Linked DNA regions of Homo sapiens: region 1 is linked to region 2. A link is a loop called in an ENCODE intact Hi-C map of the cell type or tissue named here. Cell type or tissue: ascending aorta. All regions are shown on one strand. Links, peaks and the distances in the headings refer to the core of each region. The heading gives the core; the rest is flanking DNA.

Region 1 (2,904 bases), core at 149-2,648, 61 kb before region 2:
CCTTAGCTACTGAGCTACAATACTGGGCAGTCTCCATCGCCCTTCCCAGAAGGAGTCTAGAGTAGTTAATTTTGAGCTTGCAAAGCCTTTCAACTACTCAAGATAATTTTTAGAGTTTGCTGTGACATGAACCCTAAAATTCCTATCCCCTGGAAGGCAGAGACCAAGAGAAAGTACCACCACGAAGTTACAAGTTCAAGCTACCAATGACATAAAACAAGATGGAGACCTAATCCAGTTTTTGTTTGTTTGTTTGTTTCAGGGACCTGCTGCAACACAAAAGAAAAAAAATTAATGCACTCTAGTGTATTTGTTGTTTATTTGGAATGTACCACTGTAAGTTATCTTTAGTAACGTTTCGCTGTTTCTGTAAGACTTTGCTGCCTCCCGGGCCTAATGTATAAGCCAGAAGGAACTTGGTTTTCCAGAAATTAAGGATCCCATTTTTACCTAAAACATTGGCTTTACTATCAGGTTTCCTAGATTAACTTAGCCAATGAATTTTTTTTCCCACCTAAACGCACAAGAAAAATGAAACAAAAGAGTAGAATACAAAAATCCCTGAAAATTTTTAAAAGCCAAATTTTACACCCCCTGCAATATTACCATTTATGACCAGTTCCTTTCTGACCCAGTCAGATGTAAGAGTCCTCTAACTGGATCCAAGCCAGTTAATTCCCAGATCAAATCCATTCCTGGACCCAGTCCAGTTTCTGTCATGACTTCCAAACCCAGCTTGGATCAGAAATTTGCTCAAAGAAACTGAGAGCTCAAAACACAAATCCATGGAGCTCCGAAATCCGAGAGAGAATTTACCCACGATCCCCAGCCATTCTGAGAGATCAATGGACACAAATAGGTCCTGCAGTTACCTTGCTTGTTCACTCAGTACTCCTGGGGGTCGCTAGAAGCTGTACTTTGGATCCCGCTTCTGACACCATGTTAAAAGAAAAACTTCAGCCAAATTAAATTTAAAAAAGTTTAATTGAGCAATGAACGATTCACAAATTGGGCAGCCCTCAGAATCACAGCAGATTCAGAGAGACTCCAGGGTTGCCTCGTGGACAGAACAAATTTATAGACAAAAAAAAAAAGGAAGTGACTTGCAGAAATCAGAAGTGAGGTACAGAACAGCTGGATTGGTTACAGCTCGGCGTTTGCCTTATTTGAACACAGTTTGAACACTGAGTGGTGTATGGGTGGTTGAAGTATGGCTGCTGGGATTGGCCAGGACTCAGCGATTGTTACAGGTGCATACTCCTAAGTTAGATTTTCAATCTTGTCCACCTATTAAGTTAGGTTGCAGTTCATCCACAAGGACTCAAACATAGAAGTACAGAGTCCTTCTCAAGCCATATTTAGTTTGCTTTAACAGCTTATTAAAGTGGGGTTTGTGAAAGATAAAGTAGCCCCAATATTCACCAGCATGGTACACGTTCCCTGCTTGTCTTAGCCTCTGTTTCTCATTATTTATCAAAAGGCATCACAGGCAACAGCTAGCTGGAGGGTCCCTCCTGCAGCCAGGCTGATTGTGATCTCATGGACTCCCTCTAGTGGGCAGACCATCCCCGCTGAAAGGAGGAGGCTCCTTGGTAGACTTGGATGACTAGGCAGCCTCTCTCCCAGGGACCTGGCTGTTTGCAATGTAGGCAGACATCTTGGGGTGAAGGGTTTCTTACTCTAGGTTCTTTAGGCTGTGGTTTAAAACAAGGAGAAGATGGTCCCTTTGGCTTTGGCCCCTGTAATTGTTGCAATTGAAAAGACATAAGCTTATTAGCTTTTTGTGCTTTTTCTTATTCTGGAGTCCTTTGAAAATGCTCAGCTAAAGCCACGAATTCAACCATGTCTGTCATTCCCCATCCAAGTTCATGCTTCTTAATGCAACTGCTAAATTCGGGACAACGTTTGTTTATAAATAGAGCAGTTAATGCCATTTTAGTCCCTACAGGAAATTCTCCTTGCTGTCTTTTGAGTGCAGAATGTTTCACAAATAGTGTTTCTAAACCAGCTCTGCAATATGAAATGGGTCCGTCCTTTTTTCACCTGCAAGACTGTCTGACAGATGGATCCTTTTTTTGTGGAGAAGACTTAGGAACTGAATTTAAAAGGTTTTCAGTGTTCTTCCAGCTTGTTGTAGCAAGAAGGTTTTTTAAGGTCTTTAATATCCCCTCGGGTTCTCTCTATTCTGCTGCTTTCATACACCTTTGAGCTTTACCAAGTCCCAAAATCAAGTGAATAAATTGATAAAGTCAGAAGTTCCTGGATCATAAGCTCCTATGGGGATTCTAAATTCCTAGGTAAACATTTGAGGATTTTCTCTTGCATCAGGAAAGTATCTTATGAAGGCTCTAAGTTCAGCTTCAGAGCATGGAGTAAAAGTGGTTACAGCAGGCAGGCCTAGGTGTTCAGAGGGTCTCACTTTGTAAGACAGTTGTCCAACCTCTCCTTTTCATTTTCCTCAAGATGGAAAGGTACTTGAGCAAAACAATCAGTGGACTCAGGGTATTGAAGTAATGGCAAAGACAGCAAGGAGCAGTCAGAGTTAATTCAATTCAATGAGCGGCAGTCCTCCTTCCTCTGGTCCTCAGTTTGCTGATTAAGCTTTTTATTTGTCTCCTGGGAAGAAACCTTTAAGTCAGACACTCTTTGTTTAATCTTTTACATGTTTCTGCATACCAATTAAAAATGCATTCCGTTGTTCTTGTGGGTTTTTTCTCTTTGTATTTCTAATTTTTCCCTGAAAATAAACAATTTTATCTAAATTAAAACTTCTCAGCCAGGCACAGTGGCTCATCCTTGTGATCCAAGCACTTTGGGAGGCTGAGGGGGATGGATCACTTGAGACCAGGAGTTCAAGACAAGCCTGGGCAACAGGGTGAAACCCCATCTCTACAAAAAATACAA
Region 2 (2,904 bases), core at 277-2,776:
ACCTCAGTCTTTTCTCTTGAGACCTTCAACTGATTGGATGAGGCCCACCCACATTTTGAAGGGTCATCTGGTTTACTTAAAGTCTACTGATTTAAATGTTAATCTCATCTAAAAAATATCCTCACAGCAACAGCTAGACTGACTTTAACCCAAAATTGGCTACCACAGTCTAGCCAGGTTGACACATAAAATTAACCATCACACCGCCCAAAAACATAGCAACTAAAAACAACGATTTATTATTGCTTATGAATCTGTAGGGTGCCAGCAGGGGCAGGCCTTCTGCTGGTCCATCCAGGAGTCACTCGCATGGCTACTGTCACCTGTCTGCTCAATAGGGCTAGTGGGGCTGGGATGGCCTCTCTGGCGTGTCTGGCAGTTGGTGCTGGCGGTCGACTGGGGCACCTTAGTTTCTCTCCACATGACCCCTGCCCTCTGAAGGCTGGACTGGTCTTTCCTATAGCACGGTGGGCTCAGGGCTCTCAAAGGGTGAAGGGCCCCTCCAGGCCCGAGCCCTGGACTTGCACAAGGCCACTCTGGTACATTCTGTGTGTCCCAGGCCAGCACCTGTTGGAGGGTGGGAACCACATCCCCAGCCTCCTCAGCAGGACAGCAAAGTCACTTTGCAGAGGGTGTGGCCACAGTGGGTGTGACTCATCTATCCTCATGTGCGCCATCAGCCAGCTCCCCTCCCTCAGTTCACTTTCCATTTTTTGCTCTAAGAAAAAATACTTGCTCCTGGTGGGGCCTGTGTGGTGGCCTCAGGCAAGCCCTTCTGCAGGACAGATTCACAGAAGTACAACTGCTCAGATGCTCAGAGGCCAGGCAGCTGCACTTCCTGTGATGGGTGCTGCTGACACTTCCCCCACCCCCAGTCTGTGTGCCCCTCCCACTTGCACCTTGGTGTGAAAGGCCCCAGGTCCTCCTCTCCTCTGCCCTCAACAACCCATGGGCTTTTCTGTGTTTGCCAGTCTGGTGAGTAGCAAGTGACACAATAATATAATTTATGGTTTTAGTTCCTTGGTACTGGGGAAGTTGAGGGTAGTTTCATCTGTTCATATTGCTTCAATAACCAGAAAAATGTACAAAGATATCTACATTTTGAAATTAAAAGGTATCAAAAAGAAACAGGCTTTGAGAATCCCTGTGCCTCCACACTCCACACAGGGGGAAATTCAGCCATTTGTGCATCCTTTACTTGGGTTGGAGAAGGTTTTTCTTTTGTTCTTAATCTCAGAATTCCAGATGTCAGACCTGGAAGAGCATAAAGACCTCCTCGCTGAAAGCCCCACTTTATGCATGAAGAAGTGGGGCCCCCGGGAGGGCGCGGCCTGGCTGGTCTCACAGTGGCAGGTCCCAGCATCATCTGCTGAGGGGAAAGGGCTCTTCTCCAAGACTGGACAAAGCTTGCAGCCCCCAAGCACCCCAGGGACTGGTGTCTCCTGGTGCCTATCTAATGGCCTTCAGGTCCTGCACGGGCCCCACAGCCTGACCAGCGGGGGGCAGTGGAGGGCTGCTGATGGCCCCAATCCCGGTCTTCTGGAAACTCTTGCAGATGGGGTCGGGGGATACGGCCGTGCCCCCATGGCTCAGGTTCTAAGACGGGGCACAGACAACCCAAAACCACTAGAAACGCCTTAATAACTTGCCACACAGAGAGCGATGGGCCTCGCAAAGTCAACGCTGTTGGGTTTTCCTCCACCCTTGGATCGGATCGCTGTTTATGTAGCTCAGCGGAGAATTTCAGGACCTTGTTGCGTGAGCCATACCTATTTTTACACACTAGCGTCAGCCTCAGGGTGACAGTGGAGATCCAGGACGGAGACCTACTGTGGGGCAGGAGGTGCCAGGTTTCCATCCGTTGTGGCAGAGCACCTAGCATGAGTGCCACATCTCCCTCCTCCCTCCTCCCTCCTCCCCTCCTCCTTTTCCCCTCTTCCTCCCTCCTCCATTCTTCCCCTCTCCACCTCTTCCTCTCCCTCCCCCTTCCCTCTCCACATCTCCTTCCTCTTCCTCTCCTACCTCCCTCCTCCCTCCTCTATTCTTCCCCTTCCTCCCTTCTCTTCCCCCTCCCTCCCCCTCTTCCCTCTCTACATCTTCCTCTTCCCCCTCTGTTCTTCTTCCTCCTCTTCCCCATCCTCCCTCTAGCCCCTTCCCTCTCCACATCTTTTTCTTCCTCCTCCCCATCCCTCCTCGCTTCTTTCTCTTCACCTCTTCCCCCTCCCCCTCTTCCTTCTCCCCTCCTCCCTGTCCTCCTTTCCCTCCTCCTAACCCTAATCCAAGACTAACCTTAACCCAAACCCTCCTTGTCCTCCTCTCCCTCCTCCTAACCCTAATCCAAGCCTAACCTTAACCCAAACCCTCCTTGTCCTCCTCTCCCTCCTCCCTTCCCTCTTCCCTCTCCTCCTCCCCCCATCTTCTTCCCCTCCTCCTCCTTCCCCTCCTCCTGCCTAACCTCCTCCCTCCTGTAATCTTCCCCTTCCTCTCTCCTCTTCCTCCCCTTCTTCTCCCCCTCTCCCTCCCCCTCTTTCCTCTCCACATCTCCTCCTCCCCTACCCCTCTCTTTCTTCCTGCCTCCCCTTCCTCTATCCCCCCTTCCTTCTTCTTCCCTTCCTCCCTGTTCTTCTCCCACTCCTTCTCCCGTTTCCCCCTTCTTCTCCCCCCTCCTCCCCACCCTTCTTTCCTCTCTTCATCTTCCTTCTCCTCTCCTTCCTTCCCTCTTCTTTCTCCCCATCTCTTCCCCCTTCCCCTCTTCCTCCCCCTACTTCCCCTTCTTTCTTCTCCCCCTCCTCTCCTCTCCCTTCTCCCCCTCCTCCCTCCCTCCTCTTCCTTCTCCCCCTCCTCCTCCTTTTCACTGGTCTCTCCTGGGCTCTCAGGGTGTGAGTTTTATGTCTTCCTTTTCCT

The links. A loop is a pair of places that touch in the nucleus more often than their neighbours do. Peaks named below come from ENCODE experiments on the same cell type or tissue, not always from the same donor. Only the 100,000 strongest peaks of a DNase experiment are listed, where the experiment ranks them.
Region 1: it touches region 2 in a loop (6-fold over the local background); 5 of 110 quality-filtered maps call a loop at or near these places.

Annotation. Positions count from the first base shown.
Region 1 is chr3:126,196,863-126,199,766 of GRCh38, forward strand. All of the region lies in intron 1 of ALDH1L1-AS2 (ALDH1L1 antisense RNA 2), which reads left to right. It also overlaps a transcript of ALDH1L1 not described here. Among named protein-coding and RNA genes, the nearest start is that of ALDH1L1, 18 kb to the left of the region's middle. RefSeq lists an enhancer at 1,476-1,525. In ascending aorta, for the core only: a CTCF peak has its summit at 1,549 (motif pointing left); a DNase peak (open chromatin) is centred at 1,559; H3K27ac peaks cover 747 bases.
Region 2 is chr3:126,258,139-126,261,042 of GRCh38, forward strand. No RefSeq gene overlaps it. Among named protein-coding and RNA genes, the nearest start is that of ALDH1L1, 79 kb to the left of the region's middle. RefSeq lists an enhancer at 88-995. In ascending aorta, for the core only: a CTCF peak has its summit at 1,499 (motif pointing right); DNase peaks (open chromatin) are centred at 1,513 and 1,793; H3K4me3 peaks cover 737 bases; H3K27ac peaks cover 1,680 bases.